Regions from separate parts of the Homo sapiens genome. Here region 1 is linked to region 2. A link is a loop called in an ENCODE intact Hi-C map of the cell type or tissue named here. Cell type or tissue: CD4-positive, alpha-beta T cell. All regions are shown on one strand. Links, peaks and the distances in the headings refer to the core of each region. The heading gives the core; the rest is flanking DNA.

Region 1 (16,395 bases), core at 4,199-9,198, 190 kb after region 2:
TCCGGACAGGAGGTCACTTCAGAGCAGGATGGCTGGCAGGATCCAGCATCACAGCAGACTGATTGGCCACAAGCTGCCTGACATGATCCAGACATGCAGACAGATTCCTGGCAGGAGCTTTGCTGGCAGGGACTGGCATCGCAGCACTTTTCCTGACAACAAGTAGATTCCGAGCAGGATGGCTGACATGAGCTAACCAGACAAGGAGACTGACCAGTGCCAGACTGATAGCAGGCTGCGTGGGAGCACATAGGTTGGCAAACAAAACCCACACAAGACGTTGCTGGAAGGCGGGTAGGTTGACACGAAGCAGGATCACAGCCACTTGGGGCACCAATGGATGGCTGACAGCTTTCTTGGCATGTGACCAGTTGCCACATTCTGCTGTGGCAGGAACTAGGCAAACAGAGAGCATGTCGAAATCCACCTTTAACTGGGTATGTGGTGATGGTGGGCACAGCTGGAATGGCTGTGGTGTTTCCAGGACAACAGCCGTCTGCCATGGTGCTGGTGCTGACCTTGCTGGGAAGTTGCAAGCTCAGTATACCTGCATTGGAAAGACATCCGATACAGAGGGGCTTTTATAGTCCTTCACTAGGGGTGTTGGCACGCCATGCAGCATCTTTCCTTGTTATTGTTTTTACTCATTTGCATGCAAACATCTGATTAGCAGGCTTCAGGAGCCTGGGAGATGTTTCAACTTTGAAAAGGTGTCTGTTGAGTCGGGAGTTTTCTGCGCTGCATTTGGATTCGTTGACACTGCTCCTGCTCTTGGATGAGCTGTCTCTTTTACAGGTTGCTCTCCAGCCTCACTGAAGCAGGCCTTTCCTGGCACTAACCTTTCATCAGGAGGCCTCTGCCAAGCCAGAGTGGCCCTGCTGTTCCTCCAGGAATGCAGCTTTGCACCATTCAATCAGAAATGAAGCCTTGACCCAGTTTGGGGAGAGGATGTCAAGACGGGAAATGGAAAATTAGTCCAAGGAACCCAGGGACACTTAAGTGCCTCTACCTCTTTTTAAAACCTTCCCATTTATCATTCCTGAAACTTGTTTACTAGTACTATTACTAATAATAACAATAGAAATGGCTTTCATTTATTGCATAGTTACTAGATCAAGTCCTTGGCTGCATTTTTCACTGGATCCTCACAATGACTTCAGTAAGTATAATTGTCATCACTATGTTAGAAGTGGCAAAACTAAAAAAAAGTAATAAATAAAGAAGAAACCAGGTTTAAAACAAAGTTAAGATTAAAATATAAAACTTCATTGGCCCTTTTAGGAAGCTTAAAATCTCCCCCAAATTGGTTCCTCTCAAGATTTTTTTAGAACAGAAAAGAAGAAAACAGAAGTGGCAAAACTCATAGAGTTTAAATCATGTTCCCAAAATTATGCAAATGAAAAGGGGTAGAAACAAAATTCAAACCTAGCTTTGTCTGACCACCAAACCCCTGATCTTAACCACCTATTAGACCCCCTGACTTTGGGGAGGCAGGGAGAAGGCGACACTGATATAGTGGCTGCAGGCTGACACCCCTATGGCAACAGACTGGCTCGTGAGCAGGTTGCCCAGGCCCCATCCTGGGGATCCTCCGCCCACTCCAGTGACTGTAATCAGCAGCTAGACCACACTGGTGTGAGTACTTACCTCTACTTATCAATACACTCAAACACAGTCTTTTAATTTTGGAAATTTTTTAAACTACCAAATATTTCATCAGGAAGTATCAAACCCACCCTAGGGCATCAATAGCATATGAATTCTATACAAATAAAAACACGCCAGCAGTGATAATAAAAAAAATCACTGTAAAGTGGTGTTAATGTTAAACCAATCCCTTCCAAGAGGAATTCGTGAGGGACTTTCTTGGCCCTTCTGCTTTTCCTCCGGGCTTGTCCTGGCTCCGCATCACCAACCAGGTCCGGTGTTCTACACCAGCCAACGTTCTGGCCGGTTCACGCTGGAGGCACATGACGGAGTGGAAAGATCACGGTGTGGGGAGCCAGATGGGGCTGGCCTTGATTTCTGGCTCTGCCACTAACTCATTCTGTTGAATATGTTAGCTAATTACCTAAGTCTTCAAAGTATGGCGATTTCATCAACTGCGTTGTCATGTCTCAGGTTAGTTTTTTGTGGGTGTTTGTTTGCTTTGGTTGCTTCACAAATTATTGAAAATACTGAAAACGCTGAAGGGTACTTTGCAAACCCCCAGCTACAAAATGCCTTCTCCTTGGCACCCTCTTCACCTCCATTTTAAAAAGAAGAGAAACATTTTTGATCAGAACAATGTCTGGAAAACCTTCTCCCCTGCCATTGAAATGCCTTTTTCCCCACAGTTGGTTTCTATGTCACACCATGGATCACTTCTTTTGCCCTCCTTCTTGTCTGTATTCATGTTGGCATCTTTCAATCTGCAGGAATCCATGCACTGTGTTTTATTGCTGAATATTTACCCCCAAAGCTCTTCATCTTCCCAGAGGATGTATTTAATACTTTCAGTCTTACCAAATATGTCAATCAAACTGGGAACATGAGCATGTTTGAAAAATCACATCAACTTCAGTCCAATATCCTATACCACTTTTATAGTTTTAAAGCAATCCATTCTACATCCATTTTTCTCTAAGTGATTCTGCTCTTGTTTTCTTTTCTCCTAAAGGAAACTCTTAATAGCAAGAACATCTGTCTTGCTGTAGTTCAAGGCACTAAAAACACCTAGTGTATCAACAAAGACACCTGTGACCACATTGAGACATATCATGATCCATACAGAACCTAGGCTTTGGAAAGAACTGGGTTTTAGTCATTTGCATGTTACTTATTAGCCATGACAATCGTGAATTTTATCACTCCCTTTATATATATGTGTTTGTGTGTGTACATATGTGTATAAATGCATGTATACTCATACATATGTGTGTCTGTGGTTTTTGAACAATACACACATATATGTTTGAGTGTGTGTATATATATACACACATTATATTAATATACATAAATATATACACACACGTATGGTTTTCTGGAGCTTGTTTATATCAATCAACACTATGTTAGTAAGATTCATCCATGCTATTGCATGTCGCCATTTTCCAGTCATCTTCACAGTATAATATCCCATTGGGTGAATATACCACAATTTAATTGTCCATTGATGGGCACTTGGATTGTTTGTCCTTCGAATTCTGCATCTTATGTATAGGTGAAAAAATAGGAGAGAATACATATTACTTCAAAGAATTGCTGTAATCCATATGAAATGCTTAGTCCAGTGCTTGGCACAGAGGTTCAAAACCCTAGCCAACTCCTGTGTGTGTGTGTGTGTGTGTGTGTGTGTGTGTGTTTAGACAGAATCTCTCTCTGTCGCCCAGGCTGGAGTGCAGTGAAGTGATCTTGGCTCACTGCAACCTCCTTCCAGATTCAAGCAATTCTCCTGCCTCAGCCTCCTAGTAGCTGGGACTACAGGCGTGCGCCACCATGACCAGCTAATTTTTGTATTTTTAGTAGAGATGCGGTTTCACCACGTTGGCCAGGCTGGTCTCGAACTCCTGACCTCAGGTGATTCACCCACCTCGGCCTCCCGAAGTGCTGGGATTATAGGCTTTAGCCACAGCATCCGGCTGGCCAACTCCCCTCTTGACTCTGGAAGGAGACAATGATAAATCCCAATGGCTTGATGAGACAGTAACTCCAACACCAATGTGATTAAGTTTTGCTTTTGACTTTCTCCCTCTGCCATAGTCTGACCCAGTGGTTCTCAAACAGGGGTGATTTTTGCACTCCCAGGCAATGTTTGGCAATGTCTGGAGACATTTGTGATCATCACCCTCAAAGGATGCTACTAGAATCTGGTTCATAGAGGCCAGGGATGCTGCTTAACATCCTATAATTCACAGGACAGCCTTTACAACAAAGAATCGCCCAGCCCAAAATGTCAATAATGCTGAAGTTGAGAAGCCCTGGTCGACCCTCACACTGTGCTCATGATGACTCAAGCTGCCCCTTGAGGACAAGGAATAGGCCTCCATTCTGTGCACTAAGTGTAGGGAGTGACTGCTTTGAAGAGACTCTGTCCTTGGATTTTGTAAGATACAGAATTTATCCTATGAGTGTCTTGGAGGAAGTAGGAGAACATAAACAAAATTCTCACACAAGAAATCCAAGTTACCCAACCTTCTTTGTTGTAAGTATGATCCCTGATCCCCACTTGTTTTTCTTCCTGTGGACCCAAAAACAATTGGCTTCCTTTCCTCCCCAGTCTCTCTATATCCAGAACCATGTTCTTCCATTGAGTTCTCCACACCAACCAAGGCCAGAGGGATGTTCCAAAACCAGTGCTCTTCCTGTCACCTCCTTGCATGCAGCCCCTTGATGCTTTCATGTCAGCCCTGCATCAAACCGAAATACCTCTGTCTAGCATGCAAGACCCCACATAGACAGATCACTGTCTACGACCTGACCTCATGGCTCATTCCTCAAAGAACAACTCTCCCATGCCTCACCTAATGAACAATTTGCCCTCAAGCCCCATTCACTTGTACAAGTCTCCTTTGCCTAGAAAGTTTTTCCTTTCCTGTTTGTAACTGGTTAATTCCTACTCATACTGAAAGACTCGATGCCAGTATCACATTCTCCAATAATTCTTTCCTTGTTCCCCAACTATGCTCTGCTGAGTTCATGGTGCTCTATGCTTATCTCCAAGTACTTGGCACAAAGGAATGTCATAATTGTCTTGCTGCCCACCAGAGAGTGAGTTTCTTGAGAACAAAGACTGAGACTTCTTATGTTTATTCTTAGAGCTAAACACAGTCCCTGGCACCTAGCTGCTGTCTAATAATGCCAGAGGGATGGGTGGGTGGATGGATGGTTGAATGGAGCTGCTGTTAAAGAAGAAGCAAGTCACTGATGAGACTATGGCATTAATGGAAGAGCAAGGAGAACAGCAAGTTGCTTCAGCTTAGCCACCTTTATTGGACAGTTACATATTTTACCTGATTGGAGAAGTCCCTAAGGAACACAAGCATGCATAGCAAGGGAGCACATACATGATGACAGAAAAAACTACATGCAGGAAAGAGACCCGAGATGATGTGGCAAAGCAGCTCTTCTCAGCTTAATCGTAGCAGAAGACAAGAACCTGGAATGTCTCCCTCTCACTGTCCAGAAGGCCTTCATTTAAGTGATCAGGATACTGACATTTCTGATGAGTTCTTTGAGGGGTAAGCCGATTGTGAGTAACAATGCAGAAAGAAAGAGCTCCTAGCTAAGTCATAATGAGCTTTGGGGAGGACAGTGCAGTTTTGTCTCTAGCTGGTGGCTTGACTTGCAAGAATTGGGGGGCTGAAGCCAATTTAGCAGTTGGCAGGCTTGCTGGCAGCAGGCTGAGCTGCTGCGGCCTCACGGGTGGTTGGGCTGATGGGTTTGGCTTCAGTGGGCTGGCAGGGAGCCTCTTCTGAGACATCCACCTTGCAGGGGGTTGTGTCAACACAATCCAGTTGGCTGGAAGTGGATTTTTTGCAATCCCGTTTGCAAGAGTCAGACTCAGTGCAAGATGGGCGGAAGTAGACTGGGCGGCAAGAGTAGGAAGTGACACAGGCTGGGCGGCGCAGGATGGAGTAGCATGGGCGATAGCAGGCAGGACGGTAGGAGATGGATGTCATGTATGGCTGCCTATAGGTGAGGAGTCCAGAGCAGATTGGGCGGCAGATCGGACGGGAGACCGGGCGGTAGGAAATCGTAGCACTGCAAGGCCGTTTGCTGGAACTGGGTATGTAGAAAGTCCTAGGACAAGTTGGTCGGCAGATGGCAGATGCAGAAGACCCTGGACTGCAGGAAAGAGGTCGGCAGGAGGTAGATGGGCAGGAAACTGGCTCAGGGCAGACAGAAGGACAGCGCTTGACTACATAGCAAGTAGGTTGGCATGGACTGGACACACAGACAGCTGGTGAGCAGGGGCTGGGCTCAGAGCAGATGGGTTGGCAGATACTGGAGACACAACAAGAAGGCTCTTGGCAAGTGCTGGGGACAGAAGGTGGCTCGCACGAGCTCTGAACACAGCAGACAGGGCGGAGGCAAACTGGCTCACAGACCAGAGCCACACACGTAGCTGGCTGGCAGATGCTAGACTCTGAGCAACTTGGCTCACAAGGGCTGGGGTCACAGCAGACAGCCTGGCAGCTACTGGTCACAGAGCAGGTAGGTGTCGGGCACACCGGCTGACAGCAGGAAGGCTCACAGACCACAGGTTGGCAGGAACTAGGCAGGGTGCAGACAGCTGAACAGCAGCTGGGCTCACAGACAACTGGCTGGCAGCAGCTGGATTTGCAGAGGACAGGCTGGCAGGAAGTGGGCACACAGAGGACTGGTTGGCAGGAAGTGGCTTCAGAGCCTACAGGCTGGCAGCAGCTGCTCACGGAGCAAGAAGGCTCACAAATAGCAGGCTCACAGCACACAGGTTGAGCACAGCTGCTCACGGAACAAGAAGGCTCACAAACGGTGGCCTCAAAGCACACAGGTTGGCAGCAGTTGCTCACTGAGCAAGAAGGCTCACAGATGGTGGCCTCGAAGCACACAGGTTGGTAGCAGTTGCTCACAGAGCAAGAAGGCTCACAGGTGGTGGCCTCACAGCACACGGGTTGGCAGCCGCTGCTCACGGAGCAAGAAGGCTCACAAATGACAGGATCACAGCACAGGGGTTGGGCACAGCTACTCACAGGACAGGAGGGCTGACGGCACTGTGGCCCACAGCTGGATGATCCACAGCTGTCTTGACAAGTCACCAGCTGCCATGTCTGGCTCTGGCAGGAACTGGGCAGGCAGATGGGGCCTCCACAGCTCACCTCAGTGGAGCAGAGAGAGGTGGCTGGCACGGAGAAGCATTTCCTAGAAGAGCAACTGCCAGACATGGTGGAGGTGGCCGTGCTTCCTTGTGCTGAGTGCTGAGAGGTTGCTGCCTCACTGTGACAGCTCCCTGAGGCCCTCACTTTTATACCCCCTCACTGGCGTGTTCTGTTTGGGACTCCTGCATCTTTTCCTCATTGTTGTTTGGGCCAGTTTGCAGAGGAACATCTTATTATACCACCGTTTGTTGATCTGGAAGCTGTTTATCTACCCGTAAAGAAGGTGTTTATTTATTGATGTGCTAAATTTGGAATCCTCAGAGCTACAGGTAGTCTTGGAAGAAGCATCCTCACCTCCAAACTGGATAATCTATATTTCTGAGCATTGTGAACAGGGAAAGAAGAATGAAACTTATGATTTATCCACCTTCTAGTCTTCCATACAGGGCCCTGGGTTGGATTCAGAGGATGCCACAGGAATAAGACCTATTCACCCATTCTCTTGGATCTCGCCTTCTAGTGGGCAGATAAGCATGCAGACAAACTCACTGCAATACAATAATAAGTTCAACAATAGACATACAGAGATTAATTGAGAGGAGAGGTGATGAACTCAGTTGGGAAAAGAACAACTGGGCTGGATTTTAAATGACTGCACCTTACAGCAATGATCTTGCTTAAAACCACCAGCAATCTCATGAGGCAGAGATTTTTCTCCACCATTAGAAATGAATAAATGGTCCAGGAACCATGGCTCACGCCTGTAATCCCAGCACTTTGGGAGGCTGAGGCAGGCAGATCACCTGAAGTCAGAAGTTCGAGACCAGATTGGCCAACATGGCAAAAACCCATCTCCACTAAAAATATAAAAAATAGCCAGGCATGGTGGCACACACCTGTAATCCCAAATGCTTGGGAGGCTAAGGCAGGAGAATCACTTGAACCTGGGAGGTGGAGGTTGCAGTGAGCCAAGATCAAGCCACTGCACTCCTGCCTGGGTGACAGAGGAAGACTCTGTCAAAAAAAGAAAAAGAAAAAAAAGGAAGGAAGGAAGGAAAGAAGGAAGGAAGGAATGAAGGAAGGAAAGAAGGAAAGAAGGAAGGAAGGAAGAAAGAAGGAAATAAAGAAAGAAAAGAAAGAAAGAAGAAAGAAAAGAAGAAAGAAAGAAAGAAAGAAAGAAAGAAAGAAAGAAAGAAAGAAAGGAAAGAAAGAAAGAAAGAAGGAAAGAAAGAAAGAAAGAAAGAAAGAAAGAAAGAAAGAAAAGAAAGAAAGAAAGAGAAAGAAATGAAGAAATGGGGGCAGAGGGTCAGAAAGTTTCAGTCACTTGCTAAAGATCACACACAGTCTGTCCCTGATCTAAGGCGGCTGTCCCTCCTTCTCACCAACCTGTCTAGACCTACCTTTCTCAGAAGACTTCATCAAAGTCACATATCGCCAGCTTAGCCCACCGCTGTCCTCCATGCTATCCCATGAACATAGAACATTGGCTTGACCTGTTCCTGGAAATCATGTGACCCAGCCTTTCTGCTCTTCCTCAAGCATTCATTAGACCTCCAGGGTCTTCCTTGCTTTTAATGATTTTGACAGTTCCTTTAAAAAAAAAAAATCTCCAAGACCCAAAGGGTAAATAGTAAAAACAAGAGACTTCTCAGGTGTGTCTCTCAAAGACTTTGTGAACAAAAGACTCGTCTTTGCTACTCTTGAGACAGATGAAGGGAGAAATGAATCCTAGGTTTCTGAATTCCAGGACTTAACATCTTGCTCAGTGAAGGGCCTAGTTTGCCTCCACCATGTGTTTTCATCAACACAAAAGGCAGGCTCTCGCTTGGAAAAGCTGAGCCATTCTGCCATCCATTGTGCCATCCATTCATCCCTCCCTTCATTTATTAATTCATGCAATCATTGACTCAGTTTCTCTTTTATTTATGCACTCAACTCAGCCAACACTGGGTTCTGTGTGATAGATACAAAAAGAGTGAGTTGTAATTCTGGCCACAAGGAGCCCAAGTTTAGAAGAGAGATAGACACATCTATAAGCAAGTATGGTACAGAATGCAAGTGTTGTGAAAGAGGGATGCAGGGGGTGGATGCAGCAGAGAGAGATAGCTGGTATGGAGAGGCATTTCCTAGAACAGCATCTGCCAGACATGGTAGAGGTGGCCATGCTTCCTGTGAGTGCTGAGAGGTCACTGCCTGACTGTGACAGCTCCCCGAGGCCCTCACTTTGGAGGCACCCAGGAGAGATATTGACATGGTTTTTGGAGGCTGGGCATGGTGGCTCACACCTGTAATCCCAACACTTTGAGAGGCTGAGGTGAGTGTATCACTTGAGGTCAGGAGTTCGAGACAAGCCGGGCCAACATGGAGAAACCCTGTCCCTACTAAAAATACAAAAATTAGCTGGGCATGCTGACATGTGCCTGTAATTCCAGCTGCACTTGGGAGGCTGAGGCAGGAGAATTGCTTGAACCCGGGAGGCAGAGGTTGCAGTGAGCCAAGATGGCACTATGGGTGACAGAGCGAGACTCTGTCCCAAAGGAAAATTTTTAAAAGGACATGGTTTTTGGGGAATTAGAGAAGCCTTTTCAAGTAATATGAAGGCTCAAAGAGAGTGGACAAAAAGGGGGTCATAAAGGCAGGAAAAGGATAAGATGTGGAAATCAAAGACATAGAGCACATAACATTTGGGAAGCAGCAAATGGTTCAACATATCCAGGATGAAAAGCAGAGGGGATAGGAGGGAAAAGCAGTGGGGCTAGAGGGGTTACTAGGCACCCAATCATGAAAGGTCTTGTGGACCATGATTAAGAAGTTGTATTTTTTTAATGATAATGAGGGTTTAAGCAGGAGAGTAACTTGATCAGGGTTGCCCTTTCAGAAGGATGTGTCCCCTCTCTCTGGATGTGGAGAAGGGAGGTTGAGGGCAAGTCTGAAGGCAGGGAGACCATTAGGGGTCTGTGGCAATCACTTAGAAGTTTCATGGCAACAACCTGAATTGGGCAGGTTCAGAGACCTGAGAGACGGGTCATGGTAGTTGAAAATGGAGGATTAGGAACAGGGAGTGCCATTCTTTTAAATGTGGCTCTCAAGCAGTGGGCAAAGAAGACTTTTGGACAGGCCTGCAGAGGCAAACACAGAGGAGATGCTGAGACCCTTCTCTTTTCCATTCACTTCTCTTCCTCAGCTAAACCAGCAGTGAATGGAAGTCCGCCCCACAAACAAATTTCTCATAAACTCTCTCAGCCAAGAAACTCATCCATTGTGCTGGAATGTCATCTCTTCGAAGAATCCTTCCCTGCTAAATGAAAAGGCAGGTCATTCAACTATGTAGCCCATTTCTACTTTATTCTTCTTTATGGCTCTTATCACCCCTTGACCTCATATAAGCACCATGAGGGCAAGGACCTTGTCTATTCACAGATGCATACCCAGCATCCAGAGCAGCAGCTGATACATTGGAGGCACACGATTAGCATTTATTGAGTGAATAAATGAGAACCTCTGTGGATAGCTAAGAAGGGCAAGCCTGTATCAGTAATTCAAAAATCACTACCGCCACACATGCATCCAGGAGGCATGACCGTGCGCAATAGAATAATCAGCTGCTCTGAATCACAACTACTCAGTGCAGATTCACTGGTCTCTGGACAAGTGTGTCCCATTGGCAGCTCCTGCTTTGGCGGTGGCTTTGTCTTAGGGGTTAAAGAGCCAGTTCCTAGGAAGCCAGTTCCAGCCAGAGTGAAAATGGCTCAAATAGTAGAGTCCGAAACTGAACCAAGGCAGAGTCAAATCTCAGGTTCTCTCCAAAAGAAGACATTAATAATACTGCTGGGTTCATAAATGAAAGAAAAAAATGAAAACACAATGAGCTACCACTATACACCTGCTGGAATGGCTAGAAATAAAAAGACTGATAATATTAAGTGTTACCAAGGACATAGACACTGGAACTCTCAGACATTGCTGGTTGGAATACAAAATGCTGTGGCCACTTTGCAAAACAACTCGGCAGTTTCACATAAGGTTAAGCATTCACTTACCATTTAAACAGCCATCCAATTGCTAAGTATTTATCCAAAACAAAGCATATGTTCACCAAAAAAAAAAAATTGTACGAGAATGCTCATAGCAGCTTCATTCATAATAGCCAGAAACACAAAAGAATCCAAATGCCCATAAGTAGGTGAATATATTTTTAATGTAGTTTATCTGTATAATGGGATGCCATTCAGTAGAAAAAAAAATGAATTATTGATACCTGCAACAATGAACAGATACAAAACATGATAGGCAAAATGAAAAATAGTGCATACTGCATGATTTCTTTTATATGAAATTCTAGACATGGTGAAATCTGTAGTAACATAAAGAACAGGTTGATGGTTGCCAGGGTCTGGGGGTGGGGGAAGAACTGACTGCAAAGACAAACTGGGAATTTTGGGGGTGATGGAAAGTTCCATAAAGATCTTGAGTGCAGTGGTGGTTACATAAGTATACACGAATGTCAGATCACATCATACTGTTCACTAAAAATGGGAACTTTTTATTATATGTAAATTATATTTCAATAAAGTTGACCATAAAAAATGAAACAAAAAAATTTTTTAAAGAAAAAGGTAAAAGCAACATAATCCCAGTTTTATTCATAACTATGCTTAGAAAACAGTCTGGAAAGCTTATCAGTAATAGACTCTGAGTGGTGAGCCTTCGAATGCTATATTCTTTATATGTTTCTGTATTTTTTCATTTTTTAGAGTTCATTGCTATGCTTATAATCAGAAAAAAATTTTTCTTTGTCAAATGAAACATCGCTTTGTAGGCATAAAAATAAATACTATTTTTCCAGGGCAAGAGCAAAATTAGTTTTATTACACACACAGCTTAAGGTCACTTTCAACAAAAGGTTGATCAACTGTCTTTTGAGTTTTAACCTCCCAGGTGGACCCACACACCTTGGCTGGGCCCTACCTAGCAGAGGTATACTCACTCCCTCCTCCTTAGAACTCAGGCAGAAGAAACGTAGCTGGTTCCAGGTAAGACAACCTAGCACAGAAAAGTGAGACTGGACCAAGCATGAGGCTGGAAGAAGGAACTGTACTGCGCAGAACATCCTCAGAAACTGTGAATTCACTAGCTTTGCCATTAGAAATCCTTTCCATTCAGAACCAATCTTGTTTTACCAAAGCCTCCTTTCCGACTTTGCCAGAAAGTTCTGATCAAGCCTGAAGCCCTCCTGCAGAACCATCCTAGGAGAGCTGTAGTGCAGAAGAAAGCCATGCCCCTCAATCACCATTAAATGTGGCCAGCATCAGCATTCACCCAGGAGCTTTTAAAAATGCAGGTCCCTAGGGACTCTAGGCCCTAGAGCTAACGGGTAAAATCTCCAGTGATAAAACCCAATGATCTATATTTTTAAAAGCTTTTCAAGTGAATCTCATGCAGCACACGGAAGCTTCCGTCTAGATCTATGGTTCTCAAACTTCAGTGCATAAGAATTATCTAAGGTTCTTGTTAAAAACACAGATTCCCAGGCCACACTTTGGTGGATTCTGATTCTGTATGTCTTAGGGAGGGCCTCAGAGTCTCCAGTTTTAACAAGCTCCCAGGTGATTCCGACGCAGGTGATCCAAAAACCACAATTCAAAAACCCTAAGGCAGATGCCAGAGTGAATTTTTCTAACCCAGTCCTCAGCAGGGAGGTCAAGGAAGAGGCAAGAGAACTAATTAGGTTATGCCAGCATGCTCAAATTTATTAAGAGGCTCACAAAGAAGATGGACCTTTTTTGCATCTCAAAGCTGCAGAAAGCCAGGGCGGAGGATCAGTCCCAAAGACACCTTGAAGAAGAGGATGTCTTATAGTACAAGACATTGAACTTCATGTGAATAAGTAAAGTATTGGGGATTCACCCTTGAGCTTGGGATCACTTAGTTGTGACCGAGTTTTAATGTTTCATCAGAGTATGGCTCTTGTTCTCGGTGCCTTGAAATACCAGAGAAGGTGTTGGAGAACAAGCCCTCCTCTACAAATCACAGAAAGACAAGACACTGTCTTGGGGGTATGGAAGGTTCTGGACACGAGGGGCTGTCCCCCTGGAGCAGATGGAGGCTTTCGGTGGGACTGCATCAGTGGTGGAGGGAAAGGTCTTCATTTTGTGTCGCATATAGGTGTGGGCTGGCAGCACACAGGCCCACAGCACCCGGAGCCGCAGCAACTGGACCCACAGCAACTGGATCCACAGCAGCCACCCCCGCAGCCTCCGCAGCCTCCACAGCCTCCGCAGCCAGATCCACAGCAAGACGATCCGCAGCAGCTGCCCCCGCAGCCAGAGCCCCCGCAGCCAGAGCCCCCACAGCCACAGCAGGAGCCGCAGCAGCCACAGCAGCCCGGCTGACAGCAGCACTCTTCACAGCAGTTTTGCTCCTGGGTGCAGCAGGTGAAGCAGTCCCCCGGGCAGCACCCCATGGTCCGGGCCCGTCAGCTCGCAGGTCGGTAACGCAGCCGGAGTTCCCCACGACTGACGGTGGCCAGCCATCTGGATGGCAGCTTTTATATCCCCTCACCCAGGCATGAGGGACGGGATGTTTTCTTTGTTATTATTTATGCAAGTTTCCATAAGACCGGCTCATTAACTGGCTGTTTATTTTCCAGTCCTGAGTACCTCAACTCATAAAAACGCCCCACTCCTGCCAACTGCTGTTTATCCAGAGGGTAAAAATACATCTTCGAAAAGACCTGTCATCATGGCCAAGCATCTGCCAGCTGTCATTAGCCCAGGTTGGAGATGGGAAGGGGAAGCCGGCCACAGCTTCTGGCTCTGGAATGAGGGGCTTGCCTTCCACATCTTCGCAGGTTGGCGATGGACCCCATCTTCCATGGATGCTAGTCCTGGAAAGGCAGACCGGCAACAGCCGAATGCTCTGTTCCCCCTGACACCAGTGGAGGCTACTGAGAACGCCTGGTCACGTGGCTCCTCCCAGGTGGAAATGGCATCCTCATCCCGGTTCATGTGAGCCAGGCAAATGTTTGTGTCTGTGTGTGGTATGGGGAGTGTGCCACACGTTTAGGCTTGGCCGGTGAGCATCAGTCATGAGTAATAACTGCCCTGTGAAACCGAGAGAGACTCATCGTAAAGCTGCAAGAAGCTGGTAAGGCATGGTCTGTCTCGGCGGCAAGGTGAGCTGAATATTCGCACTTCTCTCTAAATAGGTGGGAAGAACTGAGATCAGAACCCTCTACCCACCCCCACTCCAGCCCCAGGCCTTTCCTTGACCGGGGAAGGAAGAGATGCAGGAGGAGGAAGAAGAGGAGAAGGGGAGGAAGAAAGGAAAGAAGAAAAGAAAGAAGAAAGCAGGAAGGAGATCAGTAAATATCCAAAATGCTACATTAAAATGGGAATGTAACGCACTTTTTTTAAGAGTTCGAACCTTATAGACCATCTGGCAGAAGGAGAAATTAGAATACAAAATACCCAGAGTGTCATCCCAAGGAATAAAATGCCTTTGCAAGGAGTCTAAAATCTACAGATGGTTCAGGTCCATGTGTAAATTTTGAGATGGGTCAAAATTTCTGTCTCTTTCTTGGACTTTGGTACCTTGTTCTCCTCTTGGAGTGCCCATGGCAGCCCTGGAGCTGGAATACAACATCTAGTAGGGGTAGAGGACAGAAGATAGGGGTGGGGTGGGAATGGAAGGAGGGATGGGAGTAAGGATCTGGATCAAGGGATCTAGTCCTTCCCTTTTCATTTCCCTTTCTTTGTAAGATGGGCTAGAAGTAAGACAGCCTCTAAGAAGGGCTAGAAGAACTAAGGACAGGGTGGGAGTCGGGAGGGTAAATGATGAATGAGTTACTTGGATCTGATATGATACTCAATACTTCACAGGATATGGAATTTTAGAGCTGGGAGGAACCCCTGAAACATCATCTGGTCCAGGGTTTTATATCAGAATTGCCTAAAAGGGGGCCTTTTGAAAAATACAGATTCCCAAACTGTATTCCAGTCCTTATGATAAATCAGAATGTGTGCTTATGAGAGCTTGAGAAGCTATATATTTTAAACTTTCTCAGGTAACTTGGGTTACATTAGGAAACACTGATATAATCTAATCCTATCATGACCATCACTGCCAAGCACTTGTGTTTTACAGAAGATGATACCAAGGCCCAGAGATGACACATCCGTGGTAGATTGGACCCATGGCCCAGATGTTCTCCCTCCTGGTCCACTGTTTCTTCCACCATACCACATCCACAGATGGGCACCTCTGAGTGAGTATAATACAGCAATGTCTATGGCAGACGTGTCCTTTTTTGTTTGTTTGTTTGTTTTTTTGAGATGGAGTCTCACTCTGCTGCCCAGGCTGGAGCGCAGTAGCTTGATCTTGGCTCATGGCAACTTCCGCCTCCTGGGCTCAAACGATGCTCCTGACTTAGCCTCCCAAGTACCTGGGATTACAGGCACGCACCAACAAGCCCAGCTAATTGCTGTATTTTTAGTAGAGACAGGGTTTCGCCATGTCGCACAGGCTGGTCTGGATCTCCTGACCTCAAGTGATCTGCCCGCCTCGGCCTCCCGAAGTGCTGGGATTACAGGCGTGAGCCACTGCACCCGGCCGACACATCCTTTTACATATTTATTTATTTTAATAAGAGGTCAAGCATTCCCAGGATAAAAGGTACAAAAGAGTAGAAAGTCTTCCTCATCTTCCAATGTCTCACCATTCAGTTCTCCTGCCTCTCACCCACCCCCTCGCTGCTCCCATAATTACTTAACCCCTGTGTACCTGAATTTCTTCATCTATAAAACAGAAATTAGGATAATAATAGTAGCAGTGTCGTAGAGCTGTTTTGATTAAATGAGTAAATATAAATGTATACATATTGAACACTTGGTTGTTTGAACAACTTGAAAATATAAATTATCATACTTTTATATTTAACAATTCATATACTCATGAGCATTTACTCAGATTAAGTACAACATTCAGTGTGCAACTCAAATTATACACTATGATTTCAATTGTGTAAATGTACATGTCATGATGAGGACTTGAAGTCCTCATGGTGGTGTTATTTTTCTTCTGCAATTTATTTCACTGTTGGTCTTTCCACACAAATTGGGCAGCAGTAGGGACTTTTTATATTTACTGCCCCCAGGGTAGGGTTATTACTGTAGAAATGCAGAGAGAATGACTTAGGTCAATGCTTAGCTTATACAATTCAAAGTAGACTTTTGCAATGCAGGAGAGTGGGTGGTCAGATGACCAGGTCCATCTAGCCGCCTGGATGGGGTAATGAGAGGATGTAGACGTAGAGGATGTAGTTCTTTTGTGGACTAAAAGAACTCTAATATCTTGGTTGATGCCATGAGAGGGATGATAGGGCCAAGAGTAAGAGAGAACCATGTATATTTCAGCAAATTCCCACCATGAACCTGTTGCCAGCCTCTTGAAGGCTATGAAATTTCCATTTGATTCAAACATAACACCCCTCAAAGCTCAGACACCTCCTCCAGATGAAGGTTGGGAGGGAGAAATCCTGAATGATTTCTGTGTTTAC
Region 2 (16,395 bases), core at 5,426-10,425:
AAAATTTTAAAGATTGATAATAAAATTTCAAAAAACAAATTTAATTGGCTTTATGCTGTTTTATTTGGGCTTAATGTTTGAAAAATTGACTTATTTTATGATGACCTATCAAGTATTTTAAACTTTTGATATTTGGCAAAGTTTCCAGAATCAAATTACAAGTTGTGTATTTTTCTGACCTAATTAATCCTCTAAGATATTAGTTTCCCTAAAGTCCAAAAATGAAATAAATGACTTATTTGGTATAAAAATTATACAGGAAGCATTGTCAAATATAAAATGGTGTTTGGTTTTCTTTGGGCTGTATTTGTATAAAAATGTTATTGGTATGTGCACCAAAATTATGGGAAACTCCTATAATTCTGATATGACATGGTGTACAATATCACTAATAATTATAATTGTTATATAAAATTATCGTGTGCCACAGTGGTAACAAATTTTCTTGTCAATTGTGTCTTTGATTATGGCTGACCTAAAACTTTTTGTCACCCATGGACAATTGTTTTGTTTTAGTCCTTTTTAGAAGATGGTTTTATAATCAGCTATAAAACTCTAACACGTGTTCTTGAAGGCAAGTTTCTAATAACTTTGGAGACTGTGACATCAGAATGGAGGAAAAGCTTTCAGAACTCATGGAGACCTGAAATGTTCATGAATAGCAAGCAGAACAGGAATTAACTGCATGAACTGAACTAATAGAAGAGCAACGTAATCTTTTTGACTTTTTGCTTAAAATGTTGCTGCTCCTTGTTTTCCTTTTTTTAGTCAAGGAAACTTTTATTTGAGCTGTTGTCAGCTTTTAACAAGTTAGTATACTCCTGTGAAAAATATTTGGAGCATATTTGTTTCTCTCTACCTGATTTTCCCCAGAATTGGAAACTATCTGTGAGTATTCTTAACTTATGGCAATACAGTTATTTGCATAAGTGCAATAATAATCTGTTTTCATGTGTAACAAGACACAATTGGAGAAATTGGTCATTTTACCAAGGCTTTGACTGGAATGGTGTGCTCTCCTTTAAGGAATCAAATTTGACTTATGGAGCCAATAAAAGCCCCTTGGGAGAACTGGCCTCATACCTTATCTACACAGTCCCTGTACAGGGTTCCTGACCTGTGGTAAGTAAAGCATGTCACTTTCTAACAGTTCCAGGAGCCCCAAGTTTATCTTGGAACCTCAAGAGCAGAGGAATTCATGCAACTCATAGGTATTTGATGGTACAAATCCATGGCTAGGCTAAGCTTTCCAAAAGTCTTATCCGAAATTCCTTCTATGGAACAAAGTTCTGATAGGGACAGGGGGCTGAGAAATTCTAGGCAGAAAAGGGTAGGTCTCTGACAAAACCCCACCTTCAAGCTGAAAAGCCTTAAACCACGGCCCAAAGTGAGAACTTATATCCCTGTTTTCCTGCTTGAAAGTTGCCTTTTTCTAAACCACTCATGGCTCCATCCTGTCCATCCTATGCCTGTGAAGATGCCAGACTCAGCTGGCAGAGGCAAGAAGCAGCTGGACATTGGGAACTACAGCTGGACGTCAGAGAGAAGCAGCTTGATTCAGAGGGACAGCTTGATGGTGTAATCTTGGAGAAGAATCCAGCTGGATACAGCCTAACTTTGAGGAAGATTACCTACCCACCCCATCCTTTTTCAGCTCCGCTTTCTGCTAAGAGCCACTTTCATCAGCAACAAAATCCCCCACATTTACCATCCTTTGATTGGTTCATGTGACCTCACTTTTCCTGGACACAAGACAAGAGCTTGGGAGCCAGGAGAGCAGATACAAAAGACTGTCACACTGGCCCTCTGCCCTTGCTGGTGGAGGGCAGCTGCCTCACACAAAAAGGCAGAGGCCTCACTGAGCTGTTGACACTTAAGCCATCCATGGAAGGCAGAGTTAAAAGAACACTGTAACATGCCCTCTGGGGCTATGGGGGTCGCAGGCACCCCCACCTAGATGCTGCTGTGGGGCCCACACAGAGTTTGCTCCTGCCGGTGGCCAAAAGCACTCACTTTGGCTCCTGCACTGATTCACCTGCATGCTTCCTCCCACAAGCAGGGGACTGCAGCAGGTCCCAGTGAGTGAAGTTTGATCCTACCGTGCTGCAGTGCCGATTCCAGCACACGTGCACTCCAGTTCCTGCCTCATTTGCTTGCATGCTCGCTCCTGCAAGGAGTTGAGAGTGGCAGGCTGAATAAACGAGGCACCCGTCACAAGTCCCACAAAGGGGTCAGGGAAACATCCTGCTTCAGTTCCATCAAAGGCAATTTAAAAGCTTATGCAAAAAAAAAGTATTACTATGGCTGCGCTGTATACAAATAATCAGGTCAAGTATAATAAAGAAAATCAGCCCTGCCATGATTTGTCTTTAGTAAAAATGGGAAATGGGAGAGAGAAGAATTATGTTTCAAAAAATGATAATACACCTGTTGTTAGATTCTAGTCTTGCCTAATGTTTTCCCATTTTTATTATTTTCTACAGTTTCCACTGAATTCTAATTTTTCTTGGCTACAGGTCTTCAAAAGATTGTTTTCAGTTTTTTTTTCTTCTTCTTTCCCCCATTTTTCCTAATTTGGAGTCACTGAAAACTCATCTGTGCTTTTGTAAAGCCCTGCGAACTGGAGCTAGAGAATTTAAACTTCAGAAGAAAATACCAGCAACCTGTTTACATACATAAGCCACTTTCATACCTGCCTACTGATGTATGGACTTCAGAGTAATGTGGCCCATATTGATTTTCCAGGATTGTTCTTTTGTTTATTTTTGTTTTTCTCCCTTCCTCCCCCTATTTTCTCTTCATAGGACATGAAACTTCACAACCTGCTAAAAATGAACTTTCCTAATAACTCAGGAATTATCTTTCTAGGAATAAACAATCCTAGCCATGAGATATCAGATGAAACTTGAGACCAAAGACTGACTTTCTTCAAAAAGGCTTTCTCAAAAAGATTTTTAAGAAAAGGGGGGAAATTTGAAAGGAAAATAAACCTTGGGGCCCTGAAATCACTAAGGTAAAGGGGAAAGTCAAGCTGGGAACTGCTTAGGGCAAACCTGCCTCCCATTCTATTCACAGTCACCCCTCTGCTCACTGAGTTAAATGCATATCTGATTGCCTCCTTTGGAAAGGCTAATCAGAAACTCTAAAGAAAGCAACCATTTGTCTCTTATCTACCTATGACCTGGAAGCCCCTCCCCGCTTAGACTTGTCCCGCCTTTTCCGGACGGAACCACTGTTCATCTTACATATGTTGATTGATGTCTCATGTCTCCCTAAAATGTATAAAACCAAGCTGTGCTCTGACCACTTTGGGCACATGTCTTCAGAACCTCCTGAGGCTGTGTCACAGGTGTACATCCCCAACCTTGGCAAAATAAACTTTCTAAATAAACTGAGACCTGTCTCCGATTTTGGGGGTTCACAAGGCCATACTGACTTGTCCCCTGTGTGAAGCCCAGCAGGATCCTTTCACAGCAAGCTCTTTTCACTTGAACCTTTGTGCATCAGTGCCTAACTCTTTCACAAGATAAGGGGTCCTACAGAATCGAAGCAGACCCACCAGAGGGTTACAAGTTCCTGATACCTAGTACAACCTGGGAAAGAGAGCAAAAGCCCTTTATTCCTGATGCAGCTTCCCCAATCTCTAGCCAATTTGCACCAAAAGCCCAAGAAACTCCTAACTACAAATTCCTTCCTGGGGTGGGGTGTTTGGGAGGGTGGGCAGGGACTTCTCTGGGGTCCTGCATGCACAGCTAGGATCAAGGTTCAGCTTATAGTAACCATTTCCTCATTTTAATAGTAAAAACAACCACAACAAGAAAAACACCCCAAGGCGGAGATTTCATATGCTAATGATACATGCGATGGGTGTTAGACCACGTGGATCCTGAGCACATGTGCCAACCGCAGGTCTGCCTTTGCATACTTGACCTCACCAGTATTTTATGATTATGTACGTATAGCTCCCATAAAAGGAATTCCTCTTACAGCACTAGCTGCTGTCTCTCCCACTGAGCACCCCACTCTGCCTCTCAAAGAGTACTTTTGCTTTGCAACAAATTTCTTCGCTTACTCTTACTTTGGATTTGCTCTCAAATTCTTTTGCACAGCAAATTCAAGAACCTGAACTGGTCCACCGACAACAAAATAACAAAATTCCCTTATATAACATTTGGAGTCTGCCTTAACTGATTTGAATCAAGATGGAATGCAGTAGGATGAGATGTGCCTTTTAAATTTGACACAGAAGAGTGAGGAGTATTACCATGATATCATAAGTTCTAAAATCATGGATGAACTTACAAACAACAATACTGGGGCTTTACCTATCCCAAAGCATTCCATATATCAAATTGAAACAATCAAAAGCTTCTATTTTATTTTAGTTTATGCGTGACATTGGAGCAGTTTGGCACTATGAGTTCATCCCTGAAGTCTTACTTTGGAATCATGCTTTGAGAATCCCCTTCTACTGCATTCCCACCTCACCCCCATGAATCAGTAAACTCAGTGAAAATTATCACAAAAAAATGCAAAAAACAATAAAAGATTTCTAAATGAAAAGTTTAATACAATATATTTTGTGAACACAATAAAGATAAAGAACCAATAAAATAGAAAAATTCTGGCAAACTTGAACAAACAGAGACAAAGAGAGAACAGGGAGAAAGCAGGAGAGCATGGGAGGGGCAGCCTCCTACCTTTCCAAGAGAAAAGAATGACTGAAAGGCTGACAGACAAATAATATGTTTGAAATGGAGATAATGTGTACCTCACTGGGAAGGATATTCTGTAGGCTCAAAACGATTTAAAAAATGAGGAATTTAGAGGATTGGAATAATTTCTTAGCTAGTGGATTACAAATTATTTCATATTTGGTGCCATGACTGGAAGAGAAAGAAAGCAAGGGAGGGAGTTTAAAATGAACCAGAATGTTCTCACAGAGTCAGTGGGATGGTGATGGGCTCATTGGAAACATGAAGTCCACCCTGCTGAATGACATCAATCCCACTCCATGTGTCCTAATAGTCAGCACAGAAGAATGGTCTACAACTGTGGGCCTGCAGTGAAGGGAGAGATGAGCCAGGGCAGTGGGCTCAGCAGCAAGAGGAGGCACAGCACAAGGGGCGGGGGCAGCTGGAGATGACACAGGTTGGGCGATAGCAAGTGGTGTGGCAGGAGACTCGGCCACAGACTGGACGCAGGCAGCAGCAGGGGCGGCAGCAGCTGGATTCACAGCAAGAGGGGCGGCAGCAGCTGGAGATGCTGCAGCTGGGGTGGCAGCAGGTGGGCTGGCAGCACACAGACTGGCAGCACTGGGGTCTGCAGCAGCTGGACACACAGCAGCTGGGGCGACAGCAGCTGGAGATGCAGCATCTGGGGCGGCAGCAAGTGGGCTGGCAGCACATAGACTGGCAGCACTGGGGCTTGCAGCAGCTGGACACACAGCAGCTGGGGCGACAGCAGCTGGAGATGCAGCATCTGGGGCGGCAGCAGGTGGGCTGGCAGCACACAGACTGGCAGCACTGGGGCCTGCAGCAGCTGGACACACAGCAGCTGGGGCGACAGTAGGTGGTCCTGCAGCAGGTGGTCTCACAGCAGCTGGGGCGGCAGCAGGTCTCCTGGCAGAGGTCTCGGCCACAGCCTTGGTGAGAGCACACGGAGCCACAACAGGAGTTTACCATGGTGTCAGAGGGTGAAGGATCTAGTTGGGTTTCTAGGAGAGTGAAGTTCTTGTGTTTGGAAGTCTCCTGGGCCTGTAGTCCCTTTATACCCTCCTGAAGGCCCATTGCCACCACATCATTATTTCCTTGTTATTATTTACCTACTGGAAAAATTAATCATGTAATTACATCATTGTGTTTCCAGTTAAATACTCCAAAACAGAGAAAATAACCCATTTCCTTTTCCTGCTGTGCTCCTGTGTTTCCATTGGAAATGCATGTCATATTTCTTCATTAGTGGGGAGTCACCTTTGTCCCTGGTCTATGCAGTGTCTTTTACAAAGCACTGGTCACAGGACTCTCTGACATTTTGTTTTTAAATGTGACTCTCCCTCCTACCTGCAGATTGCTGTCTGCAAATCATGGGGGATGATTTTTATAATGTGAATGTATCTTTTGTTGTCAAAGAATGTCCTGGTCAGGTGAAATGTTGGGAAGGAATTAGAAGGAAGCACTCATTTGGGGAAGGATGTCCCATCTGTAATGAGGATGACTCTGATCCCATGTGTGCATCTCGGATGGTCGGGCAGATGGTCAGATCCCAAGAAGTTCTAAACTCTGTCAGATCTTATTCCACAGCCTCCAGCGAAAGTACTTACCCATGACTCACTGCCTTTAAAGGGTAAAAACACATTTTGCTGTATGTCTTACAGTATATGCATTATGAGTAGGAAGTTTTGATTTATCTTTTTTTTTTTTTTTGACAGATTCTCAATCTGTCGCCAGGCTGGAGTACAGTGGCATGATCTCTGCTCACTGCAACCTCCACCTCCTGGGTTCAAACGATTCTTTTGCCTCAGCCTCCCGAGTAAGGTGGTTTGCGCCATCACACCCAGCTTACTTTTGTATTTTTAGTAGAGACAGGGTTTCACCATGTTGGCCAAGATGGTCTCGATCTCTTGACCCCGTGATCCACCTGCCTTGGCTTCCCAAAGTGTTGGGATTGCAGGCATGAGCCCCCAACACCCAGCCTGATTAATCTTTGATCATCAAAATTGCATGATGGATTTTTCATTTACAAAAGCATTTGTTATATATAAAGAATATTTAGAATTATTAAGCCTTCAATAACATGCATCCAAGATGTTCTATTGGGTACTCTGGGTGTAGAACAGATAAACCCTCAACTTTTTCTTGCAGGTACTTGCATAAGACACATGGATAGGAAACAGTTTGGCAGAAATGAAAAGAATTACAATTATTTTCATTAAACAACTAAAATAAGAAATGTATAATATGTGGATAAGTTCCATACACCCTCATGGTATGTATATTACTTGTGAAGTATTGACTATGTAGCAGGCATTGTACCAAATATCTTACATTTGTTTCATTTTCACGCTTTAATAGAACCTTATGAACTAGTTTATATTCTTATTAGTCTTTTAGGGGAATACTCAAAAGAAGCATTAAAAACTTAAAACAAACAAACAAACAACTTGTCCAAGGTTAAAGAGAAAGTAAGCCTAATATGTCTTAGTGTAGCCAAGAAAGCCGTAAAGAATACAATTTGCTAAGCTTGCTGAAACTGCTTCATCTTCTTGGAATGTTTCATCTTTTTTTGTCCACTCTGCAAACTCCTACTCATGTGTCAAGACCCAGTTAAAATATTTCCTCCTCAATAATATCTTTCCTGCTAAGCTACCCCATTCATGTATCATGATTTCCTGCCTTGTGCTCATAATTTATACATTCTCCTGTATCATAGTCATTTACTTCTGTCTTTCCACCACGTGCAATGCAAATACCCTGAAGGCTTGCGCTATGGCATTTATTCTCGTTACCATGATACTCAGCACAGAGAACACTGGTGGTAAATGTTTGTTGAGTGAATGAAGGTTTTTTTGATGACATAGAGGCATGTAAGGTCCTTTAAAAAATGTATATATCTTTTGACTTCTGGATAAAAGGGAGGAAAACATCCCAAACAAAGAAATCATAATTTCATTTCAGGAAGACTAAACTCATTTGTGTGATAGGTAACATGTCACCCGATAAATAACATACGTGGAAACTGCGGAAGTCAAGATTCAATTTATAGAATGAGACTTGTTTATAGATAACCAAGAATACAGTGTTGAACGTGCATGCCTATATTCACACAGTAAAAAGACAGGAAGGAAGTAAACGCCAGATGGTAGCACTGGTTCTCCTTCACCTCCTGACTTCCTCGTTTTACTCTTGTTGATTGAAATAACTATTATTTCCTGTTTCGTATCAGTCAGCCAAAAATGTTTGCTGATAATCTGTTGTCTTAGCTTAAATTCTACCCAATGCAAACCTTGAGAAAAAGACCTGAGTGCACATAATTTATTTGGGGGATGATCCCAGGAAGCACAAGTGAGGAAACGGTGAAAGTAAGACAGGAAAGGTAGAAAATCCCAACAGTGTTTGTGTTAATGGTAAGGCCCCCACTGTGGGCAGCTGGGGACGAACCCCAGGGACAAGCCTGAGGCTGGAGGCACTTGGCCACCATGATTGCACACCTGTAAAATCCTGTAGAGTCAGCTGGGTATTAGTGTGAATCGCGAGATCAGATAAAATATGAACTTATACTAATCCATAGACTTTTTATACACTAGCAATAATTCTCTCTAAAATTTAATGGAGAAAAATCACACACTGGGGCCTGTCGTGGGGTGGGGGGAGGGAGGAGGGATAGCATTAGGAGAAATACCTAATGTAAATGACGAGTTAATGGGTGCAGCACACCAACATGGCACATGTATACATATGTAACAAACCTGCACGTTGTGCACATGTACCCTAGAACTTAAAGTATAATAAAAAAAAAAAGAAGCATGTACTCACAGTTCTCAAGAGTAAATAGAAAAATATGTAAATAAATCTGCCAAGCCTTTGTGAAGGAAAATGTTAACATTTCCGGAAGGACATAAAATAATGTTTGAATAAATGTCAGAACAAGAGATGTGCAACGAAAGCCAAGTTTTCAAATAAATACATACATGTTTTATGCATGCATTTAATGAGGATGTATCTCAATTTGCAACATTAGGTATTGAATGGGATTGGCAAAGATCATGATGGGAAACTTACTTTTGTTCACATTGTCACATTCTTTTGTATTGTCTAAATGTTTAAAGAGCATATATTTGTGTATAAATGATCTAAACATCCTTAGAAAATAATAAATGTGATTTATATAAAATTCATAATTTTTCTACATATTCTGTTAAATATATTTTCTGCTATTATGTTTACATTCTTATTTCTTTCAGGAACTAAAATATTAAAAGTACATTTCAGTCAGTCATTTGAGCTCTCAAATTAGCTATCATGAATTTCAAATTGTTTTGGGGGACAGGCTGGGTTCCCCAGGAAGCAGTCACTGAGATGGAGAGCAATATGCAGGAGGTTTATTGAAGCATGCTCTTGGGATTAACACTGGGGAGGGCAGGGGAGGGGAAAGGGAGGGGAGGGGAAAGGGAAAGGGAAGGGGAAGGGGAGGGAAAGGGAAGGGAAGGGAAGGGAAGGGAAGGGAAGGGAAGGGAAGGGAAGGGAAGGGAAGGGAAAGGAAGGGAAAGTGAGAGAAAGATCAAGTTTGACACTGGGATAAATCAAACTGCAGGGCAATCTCCGTGGAAGTCTCAGATGAACCTATAGGGAGTTCTGGAGATGAGATGACCCATTAGAGGCATCCCTAGTTGGGGAGAAATGTGGGTCTTTATAGTTTCATCCTAAAAAAAGGGCATGACTTTGGACGAAAAGAAAAAAAATCAGTCTCCAGCATACCTGTGAGTTTTCACTAGGCCTGCTTCCTTCATTTCCATCACCTGCCTGGCCGTGAAGGTGGCCCTCTCTACATGGCAGCATGAACTCCCCATTGAAACTCTGCCAGTCAGAATGAAGGAGATCCACTGTGTTTGTGTTGAGGATTCATTACACATGACTCAGTAGAAAATACATGGACTTTGCTAAACCACCTAATAGCTGCTTTTACTGGAAAAAAAAAGAAATTGAAATACAGTGTTTTAAAAGATCACAGCTCTGTGCACAATAGTAAAGACATGGAATCAGTCTAGGTGCCCATCAACAGTGCATTGGATAAAGAACATGTGACATTTTCACACCATGGAATACTACACAGCCATAAAAAAGAATGAAATTTTGTCCTTTGCAGCAACATGGATGTGGCTGGAGGACATTATCTTAAGCAAATTTTTCCAGGAACAGAAAACCAAATATTGCATGTTGTCACTTACAAATGGGAGCTAAACATTGGATACACATGGACACAAAGATGAGAACAATTGGGGACTCCAAAAAGGGGGGAGAGAGGGAGAGAGGAAGGGCTAAAAATGACCCACTGCTCAGTACCTGGTGACAGAATCATTTGTAGCCCAAACCTCAGCATCACACAACATGTAACAAATACGAATATGTACTCTTTGATTCTAAAATAAAAGTTGAAATTATTTTTTAAAAGATGATGAGTTGTGATCAATCTTTCAAAACGTTTCCCCTGTTGTTATATTCATGGATATTTCATGACTTCAGCTTCACTCTTTTTGTCTAAAGAATACAAAATGACTAATTGATTTGCCTAAGCCTGAAAAGACTTTTCTAGAAAAAAACTAGGCAGTGATCGATGTCAGTTGACCTCTGTTAGAAGGTTGACTAATCTGTGCTGTGAGCCCTACAGGTGTAGTTAAATGTAATCACCCAGGACCTAAATATAAAACCCTTTTTAAAAAGAGAATAAGAATCATATTCAATTTTCAGTGCCAATAGAATAGAGGTTTATTTTGGTACATGGAAATAACAAGGTACAAAAATGTTTGCAAAAGACTTTAAGAGAGAGACTTCACTGGACTTCAAGGTTGGAGGCTTTAAGATCTGTGGCCCTACAAATGATGGAGGCAATCTTCAAATTCCTTAGGCATGATGAATAAATGTCCTGAAGTCAAAGAGGTGGGAGGATGTTGGAGGACAATTTGTCAATTTATTAGGAGATTGTCAATGAATTCCTTTGGAAGGAAGGGAGTTTGGACAAAAGGTAGAATGCAAATACAGAATTTCTAAGGATGAGGTTTGCTTATGGGACCCAGATCAATTCTCTTGAACAGTCCGCATGTTTGCAATGAGAGCCTTCATCTGTAGGAAAGGACGTAATAAGGAAGTGGTGTGTTCACAGCAGAGATTTAGCAGCAAGAGGAGGCACAGCACAAGGGGCGGGGGCAGGTGGAGATGACACAGGTTGGGCGATAGCAAGTGGTGTGGCAGGAGACTCGGCCACAGACTGGACGCAGGCAGCAGCAGGGGCGGCAGCAGCTGGATTCACAGCAAGAGGGGCAGCAGCTGCTGGAGATGCAGCAGCTGGGGCGGCAGCAGGTGGGCTGGCAGCACACAGACTGGCAGCACTGGGGTCTGCAGCAGCTGGACACACAGCAGCTGGGGCGGCAGCAAGTGGTCCTGCAGCAGGTGGTCTGACAGCAGCTGGGGCGGCAGCAGGTGGGCTGGCAGCACACAGACTGGCAGCACTGGGGTCTGCAGCAGCTGGACACACAGCAGCTGGGGCGGCAGCAGGTGGTCCTACAGCAGGTGGTCTGACAGCAGCTGGGGCGGCAGCAGGTGGGCTGACAGCACACAGACTGGCAGCACTGGGGCCTGCAGCAGCTGGACACACAGCAGCTGGGGCGGCAGCAGGTGGTCCTGCAGCAGGTGGTCTGGCAGCAGCTGGGGCGGCAGCAGTTCTCCAGGCCACAGCCCTGGTCAGAGCACACAGAGCCACAACAGGAGTTGACCATGGTGTCAGAGGGTGGAGGTTCTCGGTGGGTTTCCAGGAGAGTGAGTGTTCTGAGTTTGATCTCTCCTTGTTCTCTCTTTTGCTTTTTATACCCTGCTGAGAACCACTATGACAATGTGAATAATCTTGTGGTTTGCACATTACTAATAGAGAATCAGTTGTTTTTTAGTAAATTAGATAGTTGTCCTTATCTGGTAAATATTTCTATAAATAGAAAAGGCAACATTTCCTTTTCCTGTTGTATTCTGAGCTATCCAATTTGGTTAAGCCAAGTGAATCAGCTCTCATTCTCCTTCCTTCATCTGATGTGTCTTCTGATGTGTAGACCCATTACATGACATTGTTTGATTGGATTTCATAAGTTAATTCTTTATTTATTTGACTCCTGGATAATAAGTTGAAAATAGATTTTATGATGACTAAATCTCCTCTGCTCTCAAAGAGGTTAAAAATAAATTACATAGAATGCTGGTAGGAAAATGTGATGAAAGATTCATCTTTGGGGGGTGATAGGAGGTAACTTGTGTATAATAAGGAACACTGTGATTCCTTTGAATTTTGTGGCTGGTCAGTGAGATATAAAAGATCCCACTGAAATTCCTGTTTCATGTTATTGACTCTATTTAGCTTGAAACAGATATAATGCAATGATTCATTGCTTTACAAGTAAAAATACATTGGCATGATAGGTCCCTTTATAAATTATTGTTGGCATGTTCTTCAGAGATGGGGATCATAAGGAACATTTTTGTTCTATTTTGTTGGTAAGTCAAGATACCCACTGAATGTGTTTAACTGAAGTGTTATTGAAAGTAGATTTTCTCATACTCGAAAGCTGCTTTTTCTCACAATGTATGTTGGAGATATTTTGCTTGATACATGGAGAAAAGAAACAAAGGATCAAGTTTAATTTCTGTCCTACAGAAGCTTAAACAAGACAAATAAGAAACATGTATAGGAAAGAATTTAGCAACTATTTAGAGAATGGTGTGATTAGTGAACAAAATAACAATTATGTATTTAATCTGTACACTTCCAATGAAAGATGAAACAATACTAATAGTTATAATTTTTTGAGTGCTTACTATGTGTCAGGAATTTTCTGAGTCCTCTATAATTGTTATCTTGTTTATACTTCACAAGGATTCTGCTATGTAGACACAATTTTTCTAAATTCTTTACATCCAAGGTACTTGAGGCCCAGATAGATTGAAGTCACACAGTCTGTAACAGGGAAAGGGCGTCTCTCCTAGAGTGTTCAAGGAACATTTTGCGCATGAACATTTTGCAATTAAATCCCTCCTGATATTTAAAAACAATTATTTATAATTAAAAAGATGCAAGGTATGTTCTCACTCCTAAGTGGGAGTTGAACAATGAGATCACATGGACACAGGGAGGGGAACATCACACACTGGAGCCTGTCGGGGGTGAGGGACAAGGGGAGGGAGAGCATTAGGACAAATACCTGATGCATGTCGGGCTTAAAACCCAGATGACGGATTGATAGGTGCAGCAAACCATCATGGCATATGTATAACTATGTAACAGACCTGCATGTTCTGCACATGTATCCCAAAACTTAAAGTAAAATTTAAAAAAAAAAAATGTATGGTAAGAAACCATCATAAACAAAGTAAAAACACAAATGACTAAATAATAAAAAAAGAACTAGCAATTAATATCACGGACAAAGGGTTAATAGTATATAAAAGACTTCTGAGACTGGACACGGTGGCTCACACCTGTAATCCCAGCACTTTGGGATGCCAAGGCAGGCGGATTGTTTGAGGTTAGGAATTTGAGACCAACTTGGTTAACTTGGCAAAACCCCATCTCTACCAAAAAAACAAAAAAAAGCAAAAAAAAAAAAAAAAATGGCGAGGTGGCATGCATCTGTGGTCTGTGGTCCCAGCTACTCAGGAAGCTAAGGTGGGAGGATTGCCTGAGCCCAGGAGGCGGAGGTTGCAGTGAGCCAAGATTGCACCACTGCACTCCAGCCTGGGTGACAGAAGAAGAAGAAAAAAAGGCTTCTGGAAATAGATAGAAAACAGACCAACAGCCTAATGGGAAAATAAAATGCAAATATTTTACCACCATATAAATATACTCAATCTCATGCATAGTAAGAGAAATGAAATAATATGGTACGATACTTCTCACCTGTTAGATTATCAAAAATTCAAAATCTGATAGCATTCTCTGGAAGTGAGATGATGTGAAAATAGGCATGCTCGTATTTGTCTTGTGAAGGTTTGGCAATAACTAGCAGCATTATTCTTTGACTCAGCTATCCCAATTCCATAAAATATCTCAAAGATACTCAGGTAAATATATGAAAGATATTGCACAAGACGATTCATAAGAGTTCTATTTGGGAAAAAAACTAAAAACTACAACAACACTGGATACAACCCAGGTGTCCTTCAATAGGGTACTGGTGTATAAACTGTGGTGCCTTCCCATGATGGAGTACTATGCAGCTGTCAAAAGGAATAAGGAGTGTCTCTATAGGCTACTATAAATTAATCTCCAGTAGATATTGTTAGGAGACGATAAAGCAGTGGAGGAAAATGTGTACAATTGTTCTGCAACAATGTTTTAAAAATCCAGGATATAAATATTGAAAGTATATTTGCTTACACTTTAAAAAACGACAGAAGAATAGAGAGAGAGGAGATGAGAAAACAGGAAAGAGGGACTTCTGTCAAAACATCAAATTGTGCATTTTAAGTACATGCAGTTTATTTATTATATGTCAATTGTAATTTAATGTAGCTGAAAAAAAAAGAAAAAAATAATGGAAGAATCAACCACATTTGGTTTTGTTGTTGTTGTTGTTGTTGTTGTTGTTTGAGACGGAGTCTCACGTTGTCACCCAGGCTGGAGTGCAGTGGAGCGATCTTGGCTCACTGCAACTTCCACCTCCTGTGTTCAAGCAATTCTCTGCCTCAGCCTCCTGAGTAACTGGGATTACAGGCGCCCACCACCACACCCAGTTAATTTTTGTATTTTTAATAGACATGGGGTTTCACCATCTTGGCCAGGCTGGTCTTGAACACCTGACCTCATGATTCCCTGCCTCAGCCTCGCAAAAGTGCTGAGATTACAGGCGTGAGCCACCGCACCCAGCCCATGTTTGTTTTTTAAAAATTGACCCATAGAGGATGGAGGGAATAGAATAGAGAAGATAGAAACAGACACTAGATTATTTTTGAATGTATCTTTTTCTGTAGCTTGGACTTTGCACCCATGTAAATATTTTACATACTTATAAAAATATTAAATTTTTAAAATCTCTCAAAATCACTAAAACCACCACCACAACAATGGAATCTAACTGTATATCCAGGCATAACTTCAGAGAAAGTAACTATCCCAAGGCCAAAATGTTTTTTTCAAAAACCTGTTAAGTTTGTTTGCAATAACTACACTGTTGTTATTAGTATTGGCAATATTATTCCAAGATTGTTGTGCAAGCATTAGGTAATAAAGAAAATGAGTAATTACATCAAGGAACTGTTATTTTTGGCAAGGAATAAAAGAGATTTAGGAAAAAGATATGAGGTTAAGTAAAAATCCTGTAATTATCAGTAGAAACGCTGATGTACTTTATCTTTTAAGCAAATATTTTCTAGTTGTGGACACTGAAAAAGTTGAGAGAAAATAATCAATTTAGTAATACTCATCATTTTTACATTTCAATCTTTCGTCCCAAATGCCATATTCACTACAAGGAACAGGGGTTCCTTGGAGAAATGGCTGAATATAAGTGTGGGTAAGGAAATATACAAATGAACCTGGAATATCTTATTATATATATATTAAAAAAAATCTACTAGATTCACGTCAAAAGTAGCCAGAGACCAACTTGAAGTTTGTTATTTGAGCACCAATGGGGATATGAACTGGAACCCACAGGTTCATATTGACAGGAGTTAAAAAAAATACTTTGGTCAGCTTTGAATGATGTTCCATTAGCAAGATTAACCAAGAAAAGGGAGAAAAAATCTAAATAACCTCACTAAGAAATGAAATGGGAGCTATTACAACTGACACCACACAAATACAAAAGATCATTCAAGGCTACTATGAACACCTTTATGCACATAAACTAGAAAACCTAGAAGAGATGGATAAATTCAGGGAAAAATACAACCCTCTTAACTTAAATCGAGAAGAATTAGATACCCTGAACAGACCAATAACAACCAGTGAGATTGAATGGTAATTAAAAAATTACCAACAAAAAAAAGTCCAGGACTAGGCAGATTCACAGCAGAATTCTACTAGACATTCAAAGAAGAATTGGTAACAATCCTTTTGACACTATTCCACAAGATAGACAATTAAGGTATCCTCCCTAATTCATTCTATGAAGCCAGCATCACCCTAATACCAAAACCAGAAAATGACATAACCAAAAAAGAAAACTACAGACCAATATCCTTGATGAATATAGATGCTAAAATCCTTAACAAAATACTAGCTAACTGAATCCAACAACATATCAAAAAGATAATCCACCATAATCAAGTGGGTTTCATACCAGGGATGCAGGGATGGTTTAACATATGCAAGTCAATAACTGTGATACACCACATAAACAAAATTAAAAACAACAATCACATAATCATCTCAATAGATGCAGAAAAAACATTTGACAAAATCCAGCATCCTTTTATTATTAAAACCCTCAGCAAAATCAGCGTACAGGGGACATATCTTAATGTAATAAAAGCCATCTATGACAAACCCACGGCCAACATAATACTGAATGGGGAAATGTTGAAAGCATTACCTCTGAGAACAGGAACAAGACAAGGGTGCCCACTCTCCCACTCTTCTTCAACATAGTACTGGAAGCCCTAGCCAGAGCAGTCAGACAAGAGAAAGAAATAAAGG

The links. A loop is a pair of places that touch in the nucleus more often than their neighbours do. Peaks named below come from ENCODE experiments on the same cell type or tissue, not always from the same donor. Only the 100,000 strongest peaks of a DNase experiment are listed, where the experiment ranks them.
Region 1: it touches region 2 in a loop (5-fold over the local background); 7 of 110 quality-filtered maps call a loop at or near these places.

What each region holds. Positions count from the first base shown.
Region 1 is chr17:41,302,349-41,318,743 of GRCh38, forward strand. KRTAP16-1 (keratin associated protein 16-1) reads right to left here and starts at 6,961. Exons shown (of 1, transcript NM_001146182.2): 1 at 5,352-6,961. The coding sequence starts at 6,905. The coding sequence ends at 5,352. KRTAP29-1 (keratin associated like protein 29-1) reads right to left here and starts at 503. Exons shown (of 1, transcript NM_001257309.1): 1 at 1-503. The coding sequence starts at 503. KRTAP17-1 (keratin associated protein 17-1) reads right to left here and starts at 13,362. Exons shown (of 1, transcript NM_031964.2): 1 at 12,564-13,362. The coding sequence starts at 13,302. The coding sequence ends at 12,985. In CD4-positive, alpha-beta T cell, for the core only: no CTCF peak of the experiment used is centred there; a DNase peak (open chromatin) is centred at 6,253; H3K4me3 peaks cover 1,375 bases; H3K27ac peaks cover 2,499 bases.
Region 2 is chr17:41,112,632-41,129,026 of GRCh38, forward strand. It overlaps KRTAP4-11 (keratin associated protein 4-11), which reads right to left and starts at 5,742. Exons shown (of 1, transcript NM_033059.4): 1 at 4,550-5,742. The coding sequence starts at 5,684. The coding sequence ends at 5,097. It overlaps KRTAP4-12 (keratin associated protein 4-12), which reads right to left and starts at 11,551. Exons shown (of 1, transcript NM_031854.3): 1 at 10,460-11,551. The coding sequence starts at 11,491. The coding sequence ends at 10,886. It overlaps LOC124904002 (a long non-coding RNA gene), which reads left to right. Exons shown (of 2, transcript XR_007065754.1): 2 at 1-39. RefSeq lists an enhancer at 10,678-11,231. In CD4-positive, alpha-beta T cell, for the core only: a CTCF peak has its summit at 7,855 (motif pointing right); a DNase peak (open chromatin) is centred at 7,890.